Linked DNA regions of Mus musculus: region 2 is linked to region 1. A link is a loop called in an ENCODE intact Hi-C map of the cell type or tissue named here. Cell type or tissue: gastrocnemius. All regions are shown on one strand. Each heading gives the region's core, and the rest is flanking DNA. Links, peaks and the distances in the headings are about the cores only.

Region 1 (12,491 bases), core at 1,692-9,691:
AAGCTCTTAGCCTGCTGCATGTGGATCTTACCCCGCCAGCACTACGTTCCCACTGGCGGGAGAGAGGCCGCCGGGCCCTGGGATGTGGGACATGCGGGCGGGGACCTTCAGAACTCGGAGGCAGCTGACAAGGAGGACTGACTTTCATCCCTTGTTTTTTCTGCGCAGAGCTCCCGGCATTCCAAGCTAGAGAAGGCAGACATTCTGGAAATGACTGTGAAGCACCTCCGGAACCTGCAGCGGGCGCAGATGACCGGTAAGGACCGCGCGTGCGTCCCCTCTCTGCGGGTGTCCCTCTCGGCCCGCGGTGATTTCTTCCAGACTTCCGCCCGCGGTTGTGAGAGGCATTCAGCTACATTTTACTGCCTTGGCTCACTCCGCGTTCCCACGGTCTGGGTCTTATTTATAGCCACAGCTCCCAAGTTGTTACTGCTCCGGAAATGGAGGGAGAGGCTGTAGCCGAGAAGGGTGGTGGGCAGCTTGGCTGTGGTAGAAGCCGGTGAGGGCGAAAGGACGTAAGACTGAGGAAGTTTGGGGCTGGATAGAAGGTAGGGGTCAGTGGTTTAGCACCGGTCCAACCCCTGCCGCAGGAGGGGAAGTGGGGTTTGGAAGGCGCCTTGGGTGGCATTGTCCAAGGTCAGGTCGCGCGCGGGACTAGGGGTGGCAGATCTGGAGCTGAGATCGGTTTAGATGGAGGGAGTGTCCTGGCTTATGTCCCCAACCTAGGGAGAAGGAGCTGGCTGTTCTTAGCCTACCCAACCCTCCCAACCCCAGGTGGTTCCGGAGGCGCGCTGCGGGGACCTCCCAGGGCGGGAGGCTGTATGGCTCCGGGGCCAGGGCTTTTCGGTGACCCATCTTTTCTCCTTCTGGCCTGCAGCCGCGCTCAGCACAGACCCGAGCGTGTTGGGGAAATACCGCGCCGGCTTCAGCGAGTGCATGAACGAGGTGACCCGCTTCCTGTCCACGTGTGAGGGCGTTAACACCGAGGTGCGCACTCGGCTGCTGGGCCACCTGGCCAACTGCATGACCCAGATCAACGCCATGACCTACCCCGGGCAGGCGCACCCCGCCTTGCAGGCGCCGCCGCCGCCGCCCCCGTCAGGACCTGCCGGTCCCCAGCACGCGCCATTCGCGCCGCCGCCGCCGCCGCTTGTGCCCATCCCCGGGGGCGCGGCGCCCCCTCCCGGCAGCGCACCCTGCAAGTTGGGCAGCCAGGCTGGAGAGGCTGCCAAGGTTTTTGGCGGCTTCCAAGTGGTGCCGGCTCCTGACGGCCAATTTGCCTTTCTCATCCCCAACGGGGCCTTCGCTCACAGCGGCCCGGTCATCCCGGTCTACACCAGCAACAGTGGGACCTCGGTGGGTCCTAACGCAGTGTCACCTTCCAGTGGCTCCTCGCTCACTTCGGACTCCATGTGGAGACCGTGGCGGAACTGAGAGCCTCAGGCCACTGCTACCCGTAAAGTCCCTAGCCCACCTCTCTCTTCTGACGGACACTAAAAACGAACTTGGATTTTAGGAGAGACTTTTATAATTTGGTGGTTATTTTGTTGCTTTTTTTAATTCTAAAAAGTTACTTTTTGTAGAGAGCTGTATTAAGTGACTGACCATGCACTGCATTTGTATATATTTTATATGTTCATATTGGATTGCGCCTTTGTATTATAAAAGTTGAGATGACATTTCGTTTTTTACACGAGATTTCTTTTTTTATGTGATGCCAAAGATGTTTGAAAATGCTCTTAAAATATCTTCCTTTGGGGAAGTTTATTTGAGAAAATATAATAAAAGAGTGAAGGCTTTTATGTCTTAGAACTGATTATTTCAAAATTTGTAAAAAAAAAAAAGTGGTGGGGCTTGAAATTCATGTAGTTTGGCAATTCAGAAATAGGATGTATTTTTTAAAGTTTTAAACAGGAACCATCAAACCTTTCAGCAACACTCAATGATCTAAGAAGACCTAATTTATGAGAATTCATTTGATGGGGCTTTCCTGATAAACAGTCCTTATTTTTTTACCTTCCAAAGGGCGGCTCCCAACTCACTCCCTGTAGTAGCCACTGGCCTCCTAAAGTAAAAGCGCGCTCAAGCCACATTGCAGCCCTCCAGCATTGGGACCTTCATTTGTCTGTCCTTACTCAGGCGTAGCTAGGCATCCCCTGGCACCCGTATCACAAAGTTTGAAATGCCTCTCTTCACCCTCTTCAAGCAAGCTGAAAAGGTCAACAGATTCTCTCTGCCAGGGTACAACTAGTTAGACTCCCAAGTGGAGCCCGGGCCAGATGATTAACAGCAGACATATGTTTCTGATAAGTTTCTGCGCTTGACTTTAATGGAGAAAGCATGTGGGGGTTGCGCTGGCAGGCACACGGGCCGTTTTTCCCCTTTTAATACAAACAGCAAGCGACCCCTTCGCATGGTCATGCCCCATTTCCAGGCAAGATGTGGGCTCCAGATAGAAGCAAAAGGGTTGTCTCGGGTTTCAGCTCACACAACCCTCCTTAACAAGTCCTAACTCAAAGCGGACAGCTTTAAACTGTGCCAGGATCTGCAGGGAATTTCTTCCAAATCCCATCACAAAGGCTTGTCAGATTTTCTCAGATTTGGCCAGGTGTTTGACTGCATCCAGGTGTTGGGGAAATGAAAACCACGAGCCCTGCGAGACCAGACACATCAGCCGCGCTGTGGGTCTGGCCGGCGCGCCCTTCCTCCCCCACAGCCGGCCAGTCCTCCGCCCAGCCCCCGCTCCTCCCGCCCGCCTCTCAACCCCCTACCCCCTTTCCCTTACAGCGGCGGCTTCTGGGAGGAGAAGGATGAGGCGGGAGAGATCAATCTTTGAAGCTTTCCTAACAAAGATAAAGCCAACGATTTTCTGTCTTGTTTCAAAAGCCTTACCTCTCCCCCGCCTGGCTGTAGCCTTTCCCACAGGCCAGCGCCGAGTGCGGCTCTATCACAGGAATGATCTAGCAGACAGCAGCCGGTTCTTTCCAGGACCTTCAGCTTCGACCCCCGGAGAGAGAGGTTTAAAAGATTGTTTTGTTTTGTTTTGTTTAATTGGCTCCTATTTGCCTTATTTTCTGCCCAAGAAAGGTATTCAACGCATACTTTGTCATTCCATTTTTTCCTGGTTTTCCTTTTTGTTTATACATAAACATAGTAACAATTACTCCATTAAGACACATCCCAAATTTAGATATTAAAGTCCTCTGTTTCCACCAAGAATTCCTAGCTTCTGTAGTAGAAATAATCAAGACATCAGGAACTCAATTTTATAAAAGTAATTCCTTTTACATCTATGGAGGAGGGGGCTACAAGGGAAATTAATTTCTTCATGCATCTTTATTAATGTCACCAAAAGTGTCACGCAGCAGCTTCAGGAAGAAGTGAGAGGAAAAGAAACCATTTGTTCTTTTTGAAAAGGAGTGCCCCCCCCCGTAATTTGGATTTACATTATTAAATGAAGCCTGTTCAAGTATAATATGGAGTAGAAGAAAGCCTATATCCCCGTTGGGAGCTTTTACATTGTTCTATACCACTGAACTTATGGCAGGCACCACCTTGGATAAGTCATTTCCCTTCTCTAGGATAGGTCCAAGTTCATAAACGCTATAGATTTATTTCTTAGACACTGCTGCCTCCTGTATCCCTGCTGTTTCTTAAATCAGTAGCTGGGGGTTGGGGAGATGAAGCATTCCAGTTTATTCTGGCATCCCTACAGATCCTCTGGGCCTGGCCTAATTATACCACCTCAGGGCACACCCAGCTGCCTTGCCCCTCTAACCAGATCCGGATGAGTAGATCTCTCCTGTGATAAGACACAGCTCCAAACTCTGTCCTTGAGGCCAGAGACCTCGAGGGCCTCTCCTTGAAGGTCCTTGGAGCCTCTCTGCTCTCCGGAGGTTCTGGCAGCAATCTACAGAGGTAGATAGAGGTGAGGGCCTGATTCTGGGTGAGCAACTGAGGCTCGCCCCTTCCTCGGGGTCTCATCCTGACCCCTCCCACGCGCTTCTGCAGTGGGGACCCAGAGGTTTAACCAGACCCCCACATCGTCACGGGGAACCTGTCATTAAAGTCAATTAACTTTCCCCACACCCTTTGGCCGGTAACAACCCGCCGCTCACTTCCTCCGGGCTTCTAAGTGCAACCAGATGGGCGGGCGAGCTGCCCCCGCCGCGCGCCCGCCGGGGTGGCTCGGGGTTCCTGGGAGGCCTCGGGGACCGCGGCCGGGCGGGAGCGGCCCAGGGCAGCCACACCGGGCCGGCCCCGGCGGCCCTGCGGCCAAGGTGGCTCGCCCAGCAGGCCCGGCTGCTTTCTGGCAGGAAATGAATAGCTCCCAGATGAGCTCAGGCAACCTGAGAGGTCGTGAGAACGGCGCGAACCCCCGCCTGTGCAGCCGGCAGCCTGCCAGGCCGCGGGGAGGGCGGGCGGCGGCGGCGGGAGGCCCGGCGGGCGGCGGCGGGGGCGGCGAGGGGCGGGAGCCGCTGACACACGAGCCCGCGCCCGCTCCCGCTGACAGGCAGGCCGCCGCCCCCGCTTCCCCGCCCCGGGCCAGCGCCGCCCAGGCAGCAGGCCCCAGCCGCAGAGTCTCGGCCGCCCGACCCGCTGGGGGTGGGGCGGCCTGCCAGTGTTTTTCCAGTTCTCCCGGTAGCTCGGGGCAGCGTTTAGAAGCCGCGGAGCTGGGCGGGGGCCAGGGTCGGGGCACCGGAGGCCTGCAGGGCCCTGCCAGGAGTCAGGCCAGCGGGACAGGAGAAGGCAGGCAGGGACCACCTCGGACATCCCCCACCCCAAATGCCTTGCACCGGACAAGGATGCTGGGGACCCTAAGAGAGGGGAGCCTCGTTTCTAAGCACCTTGAGCACCTACTAAGCTCCCGGCAGCCTGCAGCTGGCGCTAAAATGACAACTTTGGTGGCAATGCAGTCCTGTTTAGCCACCGAGACAGCCCAGCTTGTGACTAATCCCACGCGTGATGTATTAGGTGCCAGGACTTAAGTTTAAACAGAGGGCGCCCAGACGGATGAGTTCCTGCTGAGGAAGAAACCAGGGAAGTTTTTCCCTTCAAGCAGGGAGGAGAAAAAGTCAACACAAAGGACAAACAGGCTCTAGGTGTCCCCTAGTGTCCTGCTGTTTTCTGGCACAGGTTCGACTGGAACTGGAGACCAAAGCCGCCTGCCTGGACCACAGGGATAGCCGGCTGTCCTCATTTCTCTAATAGAACGGTTTACCTTTAAAAATAAAAAAAAAAAGTCAGGAGCAAGGTGTGGTGGCAATCCCCCCAGGCGCTTGGGAGGTGGAGAACTAGTAGGAAGTGAAGGAACAAGGTCAATTTTGTGTTAGTTAGGCTAGCCTGGGCTACCTGACACTGTCTGAAAACAACAGAAATAAGTTAGGATTTGAAGGCGGGCAGTGGTGGCACATGCCTTTAATCCCAGTACTTGGGAGACAGAGGCAGGCGGATTTCTGAGTTCGAGGGCAGCCTGGTCTACAGAGTGAGTTCCAGGACAGCCAGGGCTATACAGAGAAACCCTGTCTCGAAAAACCAAAAATAAATAAAAATAAAAATACTTAGGATTTGGTTGTCAAAGAGAACAGAGACAGTTAAAATGTAGATGGAGAAGTTGTAGTTTTACTCTTTAAAAAAAAAAACTAATGTTTTACTATCGTTTTTTGTATTTAACTATTCAAAATACAAGCTCTGTCAGAGTTCAGAAAGGGCAAAGCTGGCCTTACATCCCTGCCTCTGTTCTTGTTTTACTGCAACATAGCAATCAGGTTGGAAGCACATGGTCTGGGTCTCGTTCCCTAAATGCTTGAGCACATCAAATCATCCATCTGTTTGTGCTGTGGTTTTGTTGTTATTTTGTTTTTTGTCATTAATTTATTCATTTCACACCCCATCTCAGCCCTCCTCCTCTCCTCCCAGTCCCACCCTCACACTCCTCCCTCCTCCTCATAGAAGGGGAGGCCTCCCAGGGGTACCAACCTATCAAGTCCCAGCAGGGCTAGGGGCATCCTCTCTCACTGAGGCCAGATAAGGCAGCCCCAGCTATAGGAAAGGGATTCTAAGGCAGGCAAGAGAGTCAGAGAAACTCCCCACTCCAATTGTTTGGAGGCCCACATGAAGACCAAGATGCACATCTGCTACATGTCTTACAGATATGTACGTCCAACCCATGCATGTTCTTTGGCTGGTGGCTCAGTCTCTGTGAGCCCCCATGGGGCTCGGGTTAGTCGACTCTGTAGGTCTTCTTGTGATGTCCTTGATTCCAGCCGTTCCCTCAGACTTACCCTGACTCATTCACAGGACTCCCTGAACTCCTCCACCTAATGTTGGTCTGTGGGTCACTCAAGTCATTCAGGATGATCTTTTCTAGTTCCATCCATTTACCTGCAAATTTCATGATGTCCTTGTTTTTAATAGCCGAGTAGCTTTCCACTGTGTAAATTTTCTCTATCCATTCTTCAATTGGGGTGCATTTAGGGTGTTTCTGGTTTCTGGCTATATAGTATTTGAAATTCTAGCTAGAGCAATAAGACAACTAAAGGAAATCTAGGGGATACAAATTGGAAGGGAAGAAGTCAAAAGTATTGCTATTCACAGGTGACATAGTAGTATGCATAAGTGACCCCAGAAATTCTACAGAAAAACCCCTACCCCTAATAAACACCTTCAGCAAAGTGTCTGGATACAAAATTAACTAAAAAAAAAAAATTAATAGCCCTCCTTAACACAAACAGACTGAGAAAGAAATTAGACAAACAACACACTTCACAATAGCCACAAATAATAGAAAATATCTTGGTGCAACTCTAACCAAACAAGTGCAAGACCTGTATGACAAGAACTTTAAGTCTCTGAAGAAAGAAATTGAAGATTTCAGAAGACTGAAAGATCTCCCATGTTCATGGGTAGAATTAGCATAGTAAAAGGGCCATTTTACAAATGCAATCTGTAGATTCAGTGCAATTCCCATCGAGATTTCAACACAATTCTTTACAGACTTTGAAAGAACAATTTTCAACTTCATATGAAAAAATCTGTACAATAAAAGAACTTCTAGAGGTGTCACAATCTCTGACCTCAAGCAAGGGTAATAAAAACTGCATGGTATTAGCCAAAAACAGACAGGTTGACCAATGGAATTAAATCCAAGACCCAGAAATGAAATCATATACCTACAGACTTTTGATTTTTGACAAAGAGACCAAAACTATTCAATGGAAAAAAGAAAGCATCTTCAACAAGTGGTGCTGGATGTCTGTATGTAAATGGACTTGAAACCTCTGCAATGGTGCTTTGTGGAAAGACCACAGTGTGTATTCACCAGATAGGAAAGCTAGCGATGGCCTTTTGCTCATTGATTTTTTAGCATCTACTTGTAATTGCACCACACCCCAAGGGAGACAACAGTTTCTTCCATAGTTTCTAAATTTCATGCTAGTTATTAAGCCAGGCACTAGAGGATAGAGGCATGACTTCTGTAGCTAAATACTCACAGCCTGGCCCTCAAGAGACCAAGTGAAAAAAAAGTAACAATTTAACTCATTACAAGTTAAATGATATGAAAGGGGAAGTGTTACTCAGGGTTGATACAAAAGAAGGCTCTATCCACCAAGCAACCTTTTGACCTTCTGAGTTATCATTAACACTTGTTACAATAGACATTACCAGTATAATCAATAATTGGTCAAAGTTTACCTAGGAAAAATTATTGCCAAGTATTTAACTTCAAGAGTAATCATTCTGTGGTCTGGAGGCATAGCTTAGTCATAGATTCCTTGCTGAGGGACCTATAGGTATCATAAATACCCGTGTTCTCCGATGTTCTGAGACCCTAGGTTCAATGCCTAGAACTTAAAACCCTACCATCGCCTAAAAAAGCATAGTCAACACAGTCAAGAAGAAGGACTGAGAGTCAGGAAATGTGGCTTCCAGTGCCAAGTGGGCCACTACCTAGGAGATGCCGAGTGCGTCCACATAAGTGTCTGAGCTCTGGGTTCCCATGCAGCTAGGTGAGAAGGCTAAATCAGGAATCCCTGAAGTCCTTTCACCAACATGGTCCCTGCACATGCTCTCCCGCTGACACACCTACATGAGGCATACTTCCAGACTGTCAACTACAGCCCTGGCATTATTTCACACCCATCATTAACATATATAGAAACTGAGACCTCAAGAATGGACCCTGTACATCACCACTGCTATAAAAAGGCCACCTGACATGCTAAGAAGACTCATGCTTCCACTAGCACGGTGGTTCTCAACCTGCGGGTTGCAATTCCTTTGGAGGGTCAAATGACCTCTTCATAGGGGTTGCCTAAAACCATCACTGTCGGAAAATACAGGCACTTATGTTACAATTTATAACAGAAACAAGATTACAGTTATAAGGTAGCAATGGAAATAATTTTATGGTTGGAGGCTCACCATAACATAAAGAATTGTATTTAAAGGGTGGCAGCATTAGGAAGGTTGAGAACCTCTGCTCTAGTGCATTGGAGGAGGACCACATTCACAGAGTTTGCTCCAATATAGTCTGCTGTGATCCTACCCTTTGTTGTGATTATCAGAGCACGATGAGGTAAAATACCCCTGTTTTCCCACTTTCCCATCCTTTGCATCTGCCCCACACCCCCTACCCTAGCCCCCAACCCCCACTTCTTTAAAAAGAAAATGCAATCTGCAAATCCTTACCAGGATTCCCTCCTTTTCAGAAGCTCTCTTCCCCAACTGGCTAGGCGTCCCCCATTAGTCTGTTTGCCTAATTAAGTGCACTTAATGAACTAGTCTGGCTAGACACTAATGCCAGTCTAAATTAGCGAAAGTCCAAATCTCAGCTATCCAGGAGGTATAACAGTCACTTTGAAAATACACATAGTGAGTTTGAATCTGGTTTACTACAAGTACTTTACATTCATAAGATGAACGTAGTAGGGGCCTGGAGAGATGTCTCGGCAGTTACGAGCAGGTCTCAAGTTTGGTTCCCAGCACCCACATCAGGCAGCTCACAACAGTGTGTAACTCCAGCTCCATGGGACCAGAGGCCTCTGGGACACCCGCACTCACATGTACATCCTCACATGAAGACACACAGACACAGCTACATATAATTAAGAGCAACACAAAACAGGGTGATGTCATTTAAAGACTCAGAGCAGGTAAACACGGCTCTGGTTTTATTATTTATGCTATAAATCCTTGTAACAAGAATGAGGGGAGCCCCGATGGCAGCCCAAGTAAATACTTGTAATTGAAATTAATGACAAGGCTTCGCTGTGACTATCCTCCTGTTTCCACATGTGTCTCTCCTTCTCAGTTGCACGTATGGCTGAGTGACGGCAGCCATGGTGCCTGAGGAATACCTTTTTTTTTTTTTTTTTTTTTTTTTAAAGATTTATTTATTTATTATATGTAAGTACACTGTAGCTGTCTTCAGACACTCCAGAAGAGGGAGTCAGATCTCATTACGGATGGTTGTGAGCCACCATGTGGTTGCTGGGATTTGAACTCTGGACCTTCGGAAGAGCAGTCGGGTGCTCTTACCCACTGAGCCATCTCACCAGCCCCGAGGAATACCTTTTTGCTTAAAGACTTTTTCTCATAAGTGTGATCTGTTTTCATGTTCCGCCTACTTTATAATTCAGTGGTCAATGTGAGACATGAACTGTATAGATCTAGTCTACAAACATTCCAGCCTGGAGCAGCCTATTAGGGTTGGCAAGCACTGTGCCAGACTCTGGGCTTTCTGGTAGATAGCTTGTCTTCTACCAACTTTTCCCCATTGATATATGGTTATAAAATTTATCCCTAAGCCATCAAGACCATAAAATGGGGTTATTTCTTAGCAGAGCACAAGAGAATAAATTCGGTGTGTCAAACCCATTTCAGAAGCTAAGGCCCTGAACAGCATTTCAGATGTTTTAAGAGCAAACAGCGTTGTTTCCTGGCATGCGATAGCATAAACATATGTGTGTATATATATGTTTATATGCGCTCGCGCGCGCGCGCGCGCACACACACACACTTTCATTTATTTTGTGACTCTCTAATGAGGGCTAGGATCCAAGGCTTACCGGAAGCCTTCCTCAAGCCCTTTAGGTAAAACACATGTTCTAGGGACCAGTTCCCCTTTTCATCCTCTGCTAAGGCCCTCCTCAGCCTTGCCACTCTCTGGGTCTTAAAGGAACACCTCTCTCCCTCCATCCTCCCCCACACCTGGCACAGAAGCTTTGATGACTCAGAAAATTGGGATGAGGAGTTGAGAGGTACCAGACCAGGAGAGTGGCTTAGGACTAGAGAGGTGGAGAGGAGAGACACACTTTCTGCCTTCTGTGGAGCCTTGGCAGAACCACTGCTCTTCCTTCCTTGGGTAAAATCCTGTCCCTGTGGATCCTCTCTCCCCAACTTTTTATCTCCTGCCTTTTCCCCTTAAATTCACCACCCTTCACCCCCCCCCCCATGACTCCTCCATCCTCTCCTTGTTTCTCAAGTACTGTCTCTAAATTCTGTCCTCTTCCCTCTTCATTGCCATGTAGCTATTTTATTATGATTATTATTATTATTATTATTATTATTATTATTATATTTTTTTATTTTGAGATAACTATTCTGTTAGCCCTGGCTGTCGTGGAACTCTCTTTCTCTCCCTGTAGACCAAGGCTGGCCTTGAACTCACAGAGATCAGCCTGTCTCTGTTTCCAGGGGTTAAAAACATGCGTTACCGCTCCCTAGCTGTATTTTGAACTTTTAATAATCCTCCACCCCCCTGTCCCTCCTCCTCCTTCTCTTCCCTTTTCCTCTGACTATAGTTTGGTAGTGCCTCCCAAAGGCCATGGTCTCCCAGTCCCTACTCACTACAGGAAAGAGATAGGAACTTTAGAGTTGAGGGCTGATGCTTCCTTCCTCCCACACACCTTGCCAAGAGTGATGTTCATATGTCACATTCATACAGATTCCTCTGGGGGACAGAAGAGGGCATGGAATCCCCTGGAACTGGCTTGGGACCTATCACTCAGGTTCTGGGAACTGAACCCTGGTCCTCTGCAAGAGCAGAAAGTGCTGGTACTCTGGCCCCTTCTCACCATTCTCTAAGAGACAGCCAGAGACCTCTATCCTCCATTCTTTCCAAGGATGCCTGCATCTTGCTTAGATCCGGCATGCCTTTTCTGTCTCTCAACCAGGCTCATTCTGTACCCTGGGCTCTACTGGCATGCCCTGATCAGGCCCACTCACTTACTTCCTGCCCTTGCTTCTGCCAACAACTGTTCGTAGGTGCTGAGCCGTACAAAAATTCCATTCATGAAACTCCCTCCTCCTTACCTACCATGGCATCCTCTGCGTTTAAAATTCTTCTGGAGACTCTGCAATATCTCAGCATCCACCTTGGGACTCTTCTTCCACCCCACCTTCCACTGAAATCCATTTTCTTTTGGCAATGATGTCCATCTGTATGTTGGGCTCACAGTTTGAGGGTACAATCCATCATGACCGTAAAGGCAGGACGGCAGGAGAGTAAGGCAGCTGACCACACTGCATCTGCAGAAAGGAAACAAGAAGAGGTGAAATGTTAGTACTCTGCTTTCTTCTTTTTTATTTTAGTATGTGTATGCATGTCAGTGCATGTATGACTTGTATGAGCTGGTGACATGCACATGTATGTGAAGTCAGAAGTCAATATCCAGCGTTTCCCTCAAATCGCTCTCCGTCTTTTTATTTTAAAAGATTTATTTATATATGTGAGTACACTACCATGTCTTCAGACTCACCAGAAGAGGGCATCGGATCCCATTACAGATGGTGTGAGCCACCATGTGGCTGCTGGGAACTGAACTCAGGACCTCTGGAAGAGCAGTCAGTGCTCTTAACCGCTGAGCCATTTCTCCAGCCCCCTCCATATTATTTTTTTGACACAAGGTCTCTCATTGAACCTAGAGCTAACTGGTTCTACTAGACTGACTGGCCAATAAGCCCCAGAAATCACCGCCTCCCCCTAGCAGTGGGACTACGGAGGAGCACCATCAAGCCGAGATTTTTATGGGGATGTTGCAGAGCCAAACTCAGGTTCTCTTGCCTTTGTAGCAATCACTTGCCCAGCTGAGCCACCTCCCTAGCTGACTGATTTCTCTCTTTTTATTCAGTATCGCACCCCAGCTCATGGGAGGATGCCACCCACATTCAGTGTGGATCTTCCCAACTCAACCCAATCTAGAGCTTCCCTCAGATATTCAGAGGTTTGTCTCTTAAGGGATTTACAGCTTGTCAGGTTGACAGTGTTAATAATCACACTGGCATCCTAGATATAATTCCCCTCCCTCTTGCAGCTGATGGCATCTTGCATTCCAGTTTGGTGGGGCTGGGGTATAGCTCAAGATAGAGCAGGTACTAATGTATGCAAAGCCCTGGGTTTGATTGGACTCTACTGGAAGTCAGAAAAACACAGTTGGCTAAACAAATAGTGCAACCTGATTTGGAAGGGACCAGTGAGTGGAAATAGA
Region 2 (12,491 bases), core at 2,897-10,896, 190 kb before region 1:
GAAGTAAGCAGGTACCTTCACAGCCCTGGGCTGTGCTCTCAGAAGGGACAGACACAGGACGTGCTCACCATCAAACAGCCACCCGAAATCCCTTATTTCATCACAGTGATCAAACCAGATCCCAACCAAGACAAAGCATTTGCAGTATCCACACAGTAGGAGAGGCTTCATCCAGAATACACACTCACAAACCGGAAGTGGACAGACGCCTTACACAGCTTTATGAAAGGAAGTATGCAGGCGGCTACGAGAATGAGGGAGGGGTCCAAAATCATTAAGAAGAGCAAGGTAGAGCCACAGGACACACCTTCTCAAAGAGCTATGGATGCCACAAGACCAAGCTCAACTTAGGAGGCAGAAATACTGTACCATGCTTCATATTGCTGTTGAAGGGATAAGGTGGTAAAATCACTTTAGACAACTCTTACATTTCTTTTCTTTTTTTTTTTTTTAAATTTATGTATGTGTGGTGATCTGTGTATGGGTATGTGTATGCAAGTGCAGTATCTACGATGGCCAGGGAGGGCATCAGATTACTCCTAGAAGTGGACTGAAAAGAGGTTGTGAGCCACCTGGAGCTAGGAACCAAACACTAATCCTCTGTAAGAGCTGTGAGGGCTCTTAGCTGCTGAGCCATCTCTCAAACCCTGTCTTTCAAAAATAAAAGGTTTACCCAACCTATGAGAAAGGAATTTCTCTCCTAGGTAAACTGCCCGTGGAAACTGAAAACATATGACCACCAAAATCTTATTCAAGAATGTTTATATCAGCTCTATTCACGGTAGCCCAAGACTGACAAGAACTCAAATGCCAATCAACACAAGAATGGATATATTATGGGCTTGTCCCACAGTCAAATACTGTTTGTCAACAAAAGACTATAGACCACTAATACACTCAGCATCCACGTGGATCTCAGCTAAAATAAAATAAAATAAAATAAAATAAAATAAAGGTATTTTAAGCAAGAAAGTGTCAGCTATAGAAGGATTCACACCTTCACTTATATAAAATTCTAGAGCAAGCTCAATTACTCTATAGAAATAAGAGTCATGGTTGCCTGCAGTGGATGCGGCAGGAGGCTTCAGAGATCACTAGACACTCTGCACCTTTGTTGTGTGGGTTAGTGGATATAAATCACACACCCAGTGGCAACTTGTAACCTGCACAGCTTGCTATACGAACCTCTTAGTGGGGGCAGGGGGAAGATGTAAGAATAGAGAAGAAGACATTAGATGGTAGGAAAAAAGAAAATGGTTAAATTATTCTTTATTTGCAAGCACACACACACACACACACACACACACACACACACACACACAGACTTGGGCTATGTAAACATCAGTTTGTGTATTCATGGTGAGCTGGGCCAGTGTGGCATAAATGCATTCTGTGCTTGAGTTTCATGCCAATAGAGAACTTCAACTCTCATCATGAAAAATATTTTTTTCTCAGTCCTTTAGCTCCCTTTTGGCCTTTTATTGTCAAAATAAACACTTGAACAGAGAGGGAATGGAAACACCACTTATGAATTTCACACACACGGAGCCCAGGACATATGGCTGGCGCATTGCCGATATGTTCATATTTTACCTTCTGCCACAGAGAGGAACCTAGAAAGGGAAGCCCTCTCACACCCCCCCCCCCCGCCCCCAGCCTTCCAGACCTGGCCATTTAATTTGTACCTAGGAGTGGACAGCAGAAAAAAAAAATTACATGTTTCTTTAAAGAACAAATAATTCCCATTTTTACCATCAGATATCCCTGTAACAGAATTGATGTCCCCTCCTCAAGATGGTCAAGTGACAGTCTCAACAATAGCACCTCCTTCATCACTAAAGGTACCAGTCACACTAAAATGTAACCACAGGGAAATGAATTCCCCCTCTTTTCACATCTCTGTCCTTGGTTTCCATGGAAGAGGGCTAATTACCTTTTTAATAGCCCTAATTGATGGGCTTACAGATCATATCTTTCAGTCTCCACTTGTGTGGGGGAGGTGGGGGCGGGACACCCTCCTTTTCTCTTGACCCCGGGGCTTCTGCTCTTCCTCATTGGAAGGAGGGTGGTGGCCTGGTGAGAGGCCCCTGCCTCGGAGCGCCTCTCTTCAGAGAACTACCTGCCGCCCATTGTGGGCTGGCCAGGAAGCCCGGCTTTGTCTTGGCCAATTGACACAGCTGCACACTGGGTAAATAGACTCAGATGTTGAGCCTTTGTTTGAAGAATCCTTTCAGATTAATGCTGAGAGAATTAGTTTTAAAACTTAAGCCGGAGCCAGGATGAGTAGAATGGAGCCCGGGAGCCATTGAATTCCCATCCACCAAATGAAACCAACTGTCTTACAAGGGTGCTTATCTCCTGTTCTCTTTGGAGGGAACACTGAGGGGCGAGACTCTGGCACTCTGGTGTGCCTTAGGGTCTTTACTCAGCCGTTGTGAGAAGGCCTGACCTGAAACCGTGCTCACTCCAGCTCTAGTCCCCCAAAGAAGAGAGTCTGCCCCACCCTTGGAGCTAGAGATGTGCTGATGGCCAAATACAGACCTGCAGTTCTGAGTTCTCTGATTCCCTATCAAAGGAGGATACAGAAAATGACAGAGGGGTCTGGATCCATGGACTGAGAGCGGATGGATCTCTGTGAGCTCTAGTGAGACCTTCACTCAAAAGAGAAGGAGAAGGAGAAGAAGGAGAAGGAGAAGGAGAAGGAGAAGGAGAAGGAGAAGGAGGAGAAGGAGAAGGAGAAGGAGAAGGAGAAGGAGAAGGAGAAGGAGAAGGAGAGGGAGAGGGAGAGGGAGAGGGAGAGGGAGGGGGAGGGGGAGGGGGAGGGGGAGGAGAAAAAGGAAGAGAACGGTGGAGGAGGAGGAAGAAAAATAATTGAGGAAGACAGTTCTTCTAACCTTCACATACAGACATGCATGCACATGTGTGAGCATGCATGCACACAGACTCACACACACAAACACACACACAAAGAGAGAGAGAGAGACTCGTCAGATGATATGCCTTTACTTTTAGAGTAACTGTTCTTAAGCCTTAAATTAAATTAGAAAAGCTGTTCTTGATCATTATGTGTCTTAGTTTGTCTTTTATCGATGTGATGAATCAGCATGACAGGAAGCAACTTGGAAGGGAAAGGGTTTGCTTCCTTCACTTCAGAGCTTTACTGTCGGTAACTGAGGAGAGTCAGGGCATGAACTCAAGGCAGGGAGCTGGAGGCAGGAGCTGATGCAGAGGGCACAGAGCAGCATTGCTTACTGGCTTGCTCCTTGTGGCTTGCTCATCCTGCATCCTTATCCAGCCCAGCCCCACCTGCCCAGGGTAGCACCACCCACAGTGAGCTGGACCCGCCCACGTCAATCATCCATCAATTGGATGATTGGATGGAGATGTTTTCTCAATTGAGATTCCTTTCAACAGTGTCAAGCTGACAAAAACTAACCAGGACACCACGTTTATGTACTCACAGAAGAAAAAAAAAATGGTTCAGAAAGGAATTAGGTTTTGACTTAAGCACATCTGAGTTTCTGTTTACCTCTGTCTCTGCTTCTACCGCTTACAAAGCAAGTCCTAGACAGCTCACTGTTGTGAGCAGAGATGTGTTCGCCATGACAGCTGTGATGTTTTGACACAGGGCTGGAGGTACAGCTGTTGTTCCAGTGCTCTCAGAGCAAGCCTGAGATCCTGTGCTCTAGCCCCAGGGACCCAGCCATTGAAATGCAATGACTTTTCTCCTGGGACTGCCTAAGACTGAAAGAGTTTGTCAGGTCTCTGACACTGCGAGATTCTGGTTTTTTTTTCTCCTTTCTTTCTTTCTTTCTTTCTTTCTTTCGTTCTTTCGTTCTTTCGTTCTTTCGTTCTTTCGTTCTTTCTTCCTTTCTTCCTTTCTTCCTTTCTTCCTTTCTTCCTTTCTTCCTTTCTTCCTTTCTTCCTTTCTTCCTTTCTTTCTTTCTTTCTTTCTTCCTTTCTTCCTTTCTTCCTTTCTTCCTTTCTTCCCTTCTTCCTTTCTTCCTTCCTTCCTTCCTTTCTTCCGTTCTTTCGTTCTTTCGTTCTTTCGTTCTTTCTTCCTTCCTTTCTTCCTTCCTTCCTTTCTTTCTTTCTTTCTTTCTTTCTTTCTTTCTTTCTTTCTCTCTTCCTTCCTTCCTTTCTTTCTTTCTTTTTTTCTCTCTTTCGTTTTTAAAAAAAAAGTCCAAAAATATATCAAATGGAAAATGCACATGATGGATTTATGTCTTTGAGACAGGGTCTCTCTATGTGGTCCTGGAACTCACTATGTAAACCAGGCTGGCCTTGAACTCACAGAGATCCTCCAGTGAGCCATGCGTGGTGACTGTTAAAGTATGTATTCATGAAGCAAATCTCCTTCATTAAACTAATCGATCACATACAAAGCATGGGTGCTATTGGCACCCTCAGATCTAACCTCTCAACCCTTTCACTCTCCATCCCCAGTGTTTGAGTGACTGCGACCCCATCCGTGGAAGGGGGAAGGTTATCCACACAAACAAAAAAAATCTTTTTTTATTCCATACAATAAAAAAAAAATTGCTGGCAGAGAAGAGATGGATTCAGAAGGTGCAGAGAGGAACATACACACACACACACACACACACACACACACACACACACCTGTATTTAAGAGGGTAGGCATGTGATGTACATCCTGCAGTGACTTTTCCCATTGCCATGACAAAGGGTCTAACCAAGGCAACATAGAAAGGAAAGGTGTATTTGGCTCACAGCTCCAGCTCCATGGTACAGCCACCAAAGCTGGGACATCATGGCAGCAGAAGAATGAGGCCCTGACCACGATGCATCTGTAGCCGGGAAGCACAGGGAGACCAATTATCATTCTGCTTTCTTTTTCTCTTTATTCAGTCTGAGCCCCCAGCACATGACGCAGTGTTACCCGAATTTAGGTGGGTCTTCCTCTCCTAGTCCACAGTGAAGGTTAGTGTGAGTTGTCAGTTTTATCACCCTGAAGACTGGCTCTGGTCATAGCTGGAGGGGATTGCCTTGATTACGGTTCCGTGAATGGAGGTGGGATAACCCAGTCACTGTGGTCAGAACCATTCCCTGTTGGAATCCAGGACTGTATAAATTGAGAGAATTAAATAGCAGCATGCATGCATTCCTTTCTGCTTTGACTGTGTGTGTGCCTGCGATGGGATCAGCTGCATGAAGCTTCTGCTGTCTTGGCCTCCCCACGACTGCTCCTGAACTATGTGCCAGAATGAATCCTCGGTCCCTGAAGTTGCTCTTTAAGAGCATTTCAGACCAGCAATAAGGAAAGCAACAAAGATATTGATGCCATCTAGAAATCTTCCCCACAGACATGCCCCAAGGCTTCACTCCTGGATTGTTCCAGATCCTCTTAAGCTGACAATCCATCTTCAACATCCCCTTCCCAAAGGAGCTGTGTGGTTTCCTTCTGCATGTTTCCAGCCATGGGATTTGAAGAAAACGCTCATTGCCTCTGTTTCTTAATGGAGACGAGCTAACCCAGGTCCTGTCTTCCACATTCTCTCACCAAGCACATTTTACTGACACTTGGCGCCTGCCACAGACACACCAAGAGCTTATGAGGCTGGGAGTAAACTCAGGCTTAGACTTTGTCCCAGTGGCTTTCCCTTGCTGGAATAAAACACCACAGCGCAAAGCAACTTGTGGCGGAAAGGGGTTATTTCTTCTTAGCATACATCATGAAGGGAAGTCAGGACAGAAACTCAAGGCAGGAACCTGGAGGCAGGATAAGCCATGGAGGGGTGCCGCTTACTAGTTTGTTCCTCTTGCCTTGTTCAACCTGCTTTCTTATATAACCCAGGACTGCCTGTCCCGGGGTTACACTGCCCACAGTGGGCAGGGTCCTTCCTTGTGAACCATTAATCAAGGAAATGACCCACAGACTTGCTTCCAGGCAATCTGATGGGGGGAAATTTTCTCTACTGAAGTTCCCTCTTCCTAGATGACTCTAGCTTGTGTCAACGGGGGAAACAAAGCAAAACCATCACACACTTTATGGCCTCTTAGCCAAACCTCCAAGACTCTGATTCCCCAGAAGTTCCTGGAGAGGAAGTAATGAGGGCAAAAGGCATGAGTTTTGAAGTCACTGCAACAATTAAGAATATCACTGGCACCAGGTGATGGTGGCACATGCCTTTTATCCCTGCTCTGAGGACACAGAGGCAGGTGGATCTCTGCGAATTAGTTCAAGACCAGCCAGGTCTGCAAAGTGAGATCCAAGACAGTCAAGGATACACAGGAACACTGTCTCAAAACAAAACAAAACAAAACAAAACAAAACAAAACAAAACAAAACAAAACGAACAACAATAAAGAATATAATTGGCTATGGGGAGCCAGAGCCACCCATGGAATATGTTTTTTCGTTTGTTTGTTTTTATTTTATTTTGTGTTGGCCAGTGTACCTCTGAACTCTGGAAAATTGGCTCTAGAAAATAAGCCAGGACCTTCATAGACATGAAGAGACAATGTAGTTGGGTTAGAAGAGGGCAACCTGCCCACTGACCGGTAGACTGAAGAGCTCAGAGCTGGAAGTCAAAAAGGTCCTAGCAGAGACCTGAGTAACTCGGCAAAGTTATCTGAGCCTCAGTTGCCTCCTCTATAAAATGGGATGAATTCTTTCACTGTTGTCAGACCAAAGACACTAATTGACAGTCTAGCAGTCTACAGCTGCCACACTTCCTACCATAAGCAGCCCCTCCCCCGTGCCTTGAAGAAGGTTTTCTCAGCAGCCCCTGATTCCAGGTGGGCATGGAAAACAACCACCCGAGAAAAGCCGACCTGCCCAATATGCTCAACCTTGACTTTACAGAAACCACAGGAGCTGTACTTGAAATGTGCCCAGAGGAGACAGTGCTGTGGTACCGGCTGTGAAGACCGGAACATCAGGCTCAGAGACAAGTATGTTCGGATGATTTACAGAGCATGAAGAATGTTAAGCAGGTATCAGCAGTTGCAAAGGGACAGTTGATGACAGCACATGGCACGTACCTTGTTTCTGTCTTCAGTTAAGGAGCACCAGGCTCAAGCCAGGGGCCCTCAGGCTGATTCTGCCCTTTCCTGGCTCTGGGTCTCTGTCTGTCTGTCCATCACAAGATGAAGGGACAAGTGGATTTTGAATGACTCCTACCCCCCTTCCTATCCCCAACTCCTGACAGGCTGAACTGTTCCAGAAATCAGTTTAGTCTTCTCCAGTCTGTTCATGCAGGGAGCCTGACTTCAGAAATGTCATTGATGAAGTGAGTCTGGGGAGTGGCCCGAGAACTGAATTTCTAAACGTTACGCCTTGGCCAGATGCTTTAATCTGCCTACAGGCAGGCAAAAGTGGCATTGGTAGGATGCCAGGGTAATGACTGAGTCGGGTCAGCTTTCTGCTTCCTCTGCCCACGGGAAGGCTTTGCAAAGGGGCCCGGATCAGAGCCACATGGGAAAGGTCTCAGAGGGTGAGAATCCCAAGCAAGACGACCATTCCCAGGCACAGCGCAGGGCACACTGTACTTGTTGGAATGTAGAGTAGGCTCCTGCCACCGATAGTTCCCAGAGCGTAGAGTGGTTTAAATTCCACAGAAGGGTTGGCGAGATGGCTCGGTGGTTAAGAGCACTGGCTGCTCTTCCAGAGGACAGGGGATTCAATTCCCAGCAACCACATTGCAGCGGACAACTGTTAACTCCAGGTCCAGGTGACCCAACCTCTCACGCTGACATACATGTAGGTAAAACACCAATGCACATAAAATAAAAAATAAATTTAAAAAATTCCAGTTTTTTTTTTTTTTAATGTGTACATACAGGAAGGGTGGGACTGTCTCAACTCCTTGTGTGACAATTTTCAGCTGGCTGGACCCTGCTGCTTTTAACTTTGGGCTGCAAGTTGTTGGATCTCCTCCTATGCACACCTTTTTTTTTTCTGCTGTCACCTGGTGACATCTAACTTGAAGAAGGCCTAGACAGTCTAGTTGTATGTCCAGGAAACCAAAGCCATTGTGTATGCTAGGGAACTGCTGGATACTTCCGCTACAGTGTGATTCATCATTCCCCCAAACACTGTTTCTGGACACCTCTGAAGGAGACGCCACCAGTAGCCCCCCACGCAGAGCACACAAGGAAGAAAAGGAGTTGCTGTTATCTGGGAGTGGCCTCTGAGGTTCTTTTTTTTTTTCCTGGAAGCCAGCTTCACTCTAAAGAAGTAACAAAGAAACCAGAACCCCACTGTGAAAAGGGGCCTCCACCTCTCCCACTGTGGCTTGCAAGGAAGCAGACATGAAGGTTAGGAGTGACTGACTCCCACAGACAAGTCTCAGGCCTCCCAGTGTGAAGTGTGGAAAGCCCCTGGCTTGCCCTAGCATTGCCCACAAGCATGGGTGCCTCCTCCAGCCCCATCTCAGATCTTCTCTCTGGCAGGCACCGATGCACAGACTCTTCACACTGCCTGACACCTCGGCTCTGTGCCCGACCTGTGGGCCACTTTAGGCTGGCGCTGCTGGTAGGGAGCTTGAGCCTGGCCCAGCCCAGTGGCTTTGAAGGGATTTCATCACCCCGACTGTGACTTGGCCAAGCGCCTGGGAGACTGTGGAGCATCGTGGCCCCAGGCTATCTGCTTTCACTGGGAGAGGCCCTCCTCTCTGAATAGAAGAAAACCTGGATGAGGCTGGGTTCCCCATCCCTGCAACCTAAGAACTACCCCCAGGACCGAGCCATCTACCTTCACCCTACTTTCCCAAGAGACAGAGACAAGATGAAGGGCCAGAAAATTAACACGGGGACAACTTGTTAATGATTTTATTGCAGGTTAAATAAAATGTCACAAATAAAACTACAGGAGACCTTTTTTAACCTTACCGGCTGTAAATACTCATTAACTCAATTACTATCAGCAATTAAGGCCAGTTTGGGAACAGTGGCCTGAGACAAAAAAGACATTATCATCCTGGGAAATGAATCCAGAATAAAGGGAATTTATTCCACCTTGGCTAATGAGCAGCTGTATAGGGATGGAAATGAAGGCCTTTGCCTCGGAATTGCTTTTGACCGTTGGGGGGTTGGGGGGGGTAGAGAAAAGGTTCGGCTCTACGTAAAGCTCTTGGAAGGACATTAGGGACATTGTTACAATGCAAATGAGGAAGGCCGTTGTGTTTGGGTGGTTTATGGGTTTAGTAAAAGGAGTAACATTTCAATTAGTGGGGAAGGAATGAGAACCTGCCTCAAAGAGGCTTAATTGGCGACTTGGCATTCCCAGGGGACTTTGAAGTAGCACCCGAGCAGGCAGTTTTCAGAAATGGGTGGAGAATAGAATACAGCAACTTAGGTCCCAGGCTGGGGATGCTGGAGGCAGATGGAGATGCTGTGAAGGTACCATCCACAGCACTAAGCAGATGCCAGCCACATGCAAGTGCCAGCTTTAGCTCTTGGGGCTCCCGGATGGTGTCCCCCATGCCACCTCACCCAGCTCCCCTGACGTCTCCAGGAAACCATCTGGCTTCAAGGGCTGTAACCCTAACCTCACCACTATGGAATTCCTTTTTTTTTCCCCCCTCCTCAAGAATCCCTTTTGCTTTGAATTGAATTCCTGACTGCACAGGGTTATGGGGGAGGGTGTACTATGGCAAATGAAGTGTAGTGGTGTGTGTGTGTGTGTGTGTGTGCGCACATGTGTGCATCTCTGTGTGGGTATGTTTGTGTGTGTGATCACACAGATACAAGTAGGTTCAAAGTCGGCAGGATCTGAAGACTGAGAATTCAGTGCAAATTCCTCTCCTTTAAATAGGTGGTACTGAGGGCTCTTTTCAACCTGAGAGACTACAAAGGTACCTGACCCGTGAGATGCCTTGATGGTTTCTCTCTCGCTGTGGCATCCATCTCCATGAGCTTGTCTATGTGGCTTGTCTATACGGCTCACATAGCCAGCCATCTTGACTAAGCTAAGGCTTTCTTTTCTTTTTTCTGTCTTCCTTCCTTCCTTCCTTCCTTCCTTCCTTCCTTCCTTCCTTCCTTCCCTCCTTCCTTCCTTTGTTCCTGTCTTTTGTATGTGTTGTTGTTTCTTTGTTTGCTTTTCGAACAGGGTCTCTCTGTAGCTCTGGCTGTTTTGGAATCTGGCCTCTAACTCAAAGGTCCAGCTGCCTCTGCCTCCTGAGTGCTGGGATTAAAGGCACGCAGCACCCTATCTAGTGAGGTTGGATTTCTTGCTCGAGCCCCTCATAGATGATGCCAAACCTTTCCTCCACTCCTGAGGAACTATGTTATGTTATGTTATGTTATGTTATGTTATGTTATGTTATGTATGTATTTATTTATTTAATGAATATGAGCACTCTATCTGCATGTACATCTGCAGGCCAGAAGAAGTCATCAGAACACATTACAGATGGTTGTAAGCCACCATGTGATTGCTGGGAATTGAACTCGGGACCTCTGGTCGAACAGGCGGTGCTCTTATCGACTGAGCCATCTCTCCCTCCCCCAGAGGAGCTATTTCTAAAAGTTTACAGAATTATTTGAAATGAAGTTTGAAGGGATAAGAGAGAGGAGCTTCCCAAGGCCCAGGCTCCTCATCGGAGCAAGTCCCCCAGGCTCTGGGACACAGAGGATGGACCCATAACTCTTTGATTATTTTACTTGAAGGAAGACCAGTTAATCCCCCACCCAGGTCAGCAGCTATAAATGTTGACAAGATTTTGCTTGAGGCCTTATTAAGAATCTCTAAAAGCTATTGTCTCCAAACACACAGAGCCAGGCTTCCTCTTTCCATCTCTCTTCTTCCGTGGGTGGCTTCTTCTGGAACGCTGGCTCGTAGCCCTGGAGCCTGTGGTTTGGGGATTGCTGTTAGCCAAATACAACAGGGCTTGGAGAATTTGCTTTGGGTCTCAAATGGGTAAGGACTCACCCTCTGAGTAAAGCTACTGCCTCGGCCCATCTCAGCTGATGGCTTGCTACCTTCCAAGTGACCCCTCTTATCACCTTCACCCTGGCTGTTACAGAGAGCAACCACACCAACCAAACCTCTTCCCCTCTGCTGCTTTAGAGTCCTGACTGGTAGAAAATGTGGCAGCTGCATACACCCAATTTGGGCCTTCAGCAGCCTCAATGACACCCCAATTCATCGTGCTACCATGAGGGGTACAGAGCCAGACACAGGAATGAGAAACTCCTCATTCCTGTCATGAGTAGAAAGGAGATGGTATATTAGCCACTGAGTGCCCTTCTTCCTCCCAACACCTCAGGGAACGGTGCTCACAGGCTTCCCTCTCCCTCCAGCATTCAGAGTGCCCTCCTTGCCTCTTCCTGGAGTTACCCAGTGTTCTGGAATAGAGGATGCCACCCTGTAGCCTCCTCTCGGAAAGATCAGGATGTAAGAAAAATGCATCAGACCGTCTAGGGACCTGGAGAGGAGATTTAAAAATTCCTCATCAGTTTTGCTGCTTGGAAGTTGCTTCTGGAACATACAGGGGGAAAGAGTGAGTAACTGCTGAAGGCTTGAGAAATGAGCCGGTCTAGAAGGTGCTCACACCCCACACTTGGACTGCTCCAGGAAAGCAATCACAGAAAACATGGCAAAGCAGAGACACGGAACTTATTTACAAAAAAAAAAAAAAAAAAAAAAAAAAAAAAGAAAAGGAAGGAAGAAAGAAACAAAGAAAGGAGGGAGGGAGGGAGGGAGGGAGGGAGGGAAGGAAGCAAGCAAGCAAGGAAGGAAGGAAGCAAGGAAGGAAGGAAGGAAGCAAGGAAGGAAGGAAGCAAGGAAGGAAGGAAGGAAGCAAGGAAGGAAGGAAGGAGGAAGGAAGGAAGGAAGCAAGGAAGGAAGGAAGGAAGCAAGGAAGGAAGGAAGGATCAAAGGAAGAAGGGACAAAGCTGAATTACTTCCCTACATACTTTTCCCAAACCAAAGTACAAAAAGCCAGCTGTGAGCTGCTTCTGTGTGACACAGGAAGTACCACAGACCCGACTCTCAAATCTGATGATAAGGGACTGGAGGGCTAGGAGTGTAGCTGGGGGTGATGGTGTGCTTGCTTGACATGCACTGAGGCCCCAGGTTCAATCCCCAACACTGCCAGGCTCCTGGTTCTTTGTGATGACACAAAAAGATGAGTTTCTCCTGGTACCTAGTAGCTCTTTACCACAGCCTTTGGAGAGCTGTCTGTGCATGTGTGACCATAATGTAAGTAAGAAAATTTTCCTTACTTGAAAACTTCATCTGCCTCTTACCTAAAAAGTGTCAAGATACACTTTCAAAACAAACGCCTCAGCCAGTCTCCACACTGTAGTCTAAAGCAGGAATCAAGCCCAATAAGGGTGCGCTAGGACTTAAAGCCATTCTTCTAATAGCAGGCTCAGTATGACAGTAGTTTTGAGACCAGACTGGTGTACACAGTGGGTTCTAGAATGTTCAGTCAGGGTCACTTATTGAGACCCCGTCTCAACAAACAAAAAGTGCATACCAGATCACTCCATCTCTCTGACTGAAACTCTCCGGGGGCTCC

Evidence for each region. A loop is a pair of places that touch in the nucleus more often than their neighbours do. Peaks named below come from ENCODE experiments on the same cell type or tissue, not always from the same donor. Only the 100,000 strongest peaks of a DNase experiment are listed, where the experiment ranks them.
Region 2: it touches region 1 in a loop (2.5-fold over the local background); 5 of 42 quality-filtered maps call a loop at or near these places.

Annotation. Positions count from the first base shown.
Region 1 is chr16:30,065,995-30,078,485 of GRCm38, forward strand. It overlaps Hes1 (hes family bHLH transcription factor 1), which reads left to right. Exons shown (of 4, transcript NM_008235.2): 3 at 169-256; 4 at 878-1,802. The coding sequence ends at 1,434. It overlaps Gm32998 (a long non-coding RNA gene), which reads right to left and starts at 4,444. Exons shown (of 3, transcript XR_876001.2): 1 at 4,119-4,444; 2 at 2,893-3,936; 3 at 1,869-2,653. In gastrocnemius, for the core only: a CTCF peak has its summit at 5,078; DNase peaks (open chromatin) are centred at 2,842, 3,788, 4,531 and 5,132; H3K4me3 peaks cover 3,148 bases; H3K27ac peaks cover 3,922 bases.
Region 2 is chr16:29,874,281-29,886,771 of GRCm38, forward strand. No RefSeq gene overlaps it. Among named protein-coding and RNA genes, the nearest start is that of Gm52263, 8.1 kb to the right of the region's middle. In gastrocnemius, for the core only: no CTCF peak of the experiment used is centred there; DNase peaks (open chromatin) are centred at 7,412, 8,516, 9,390 and 10,825; H3K27ac peaks cover 296 bases.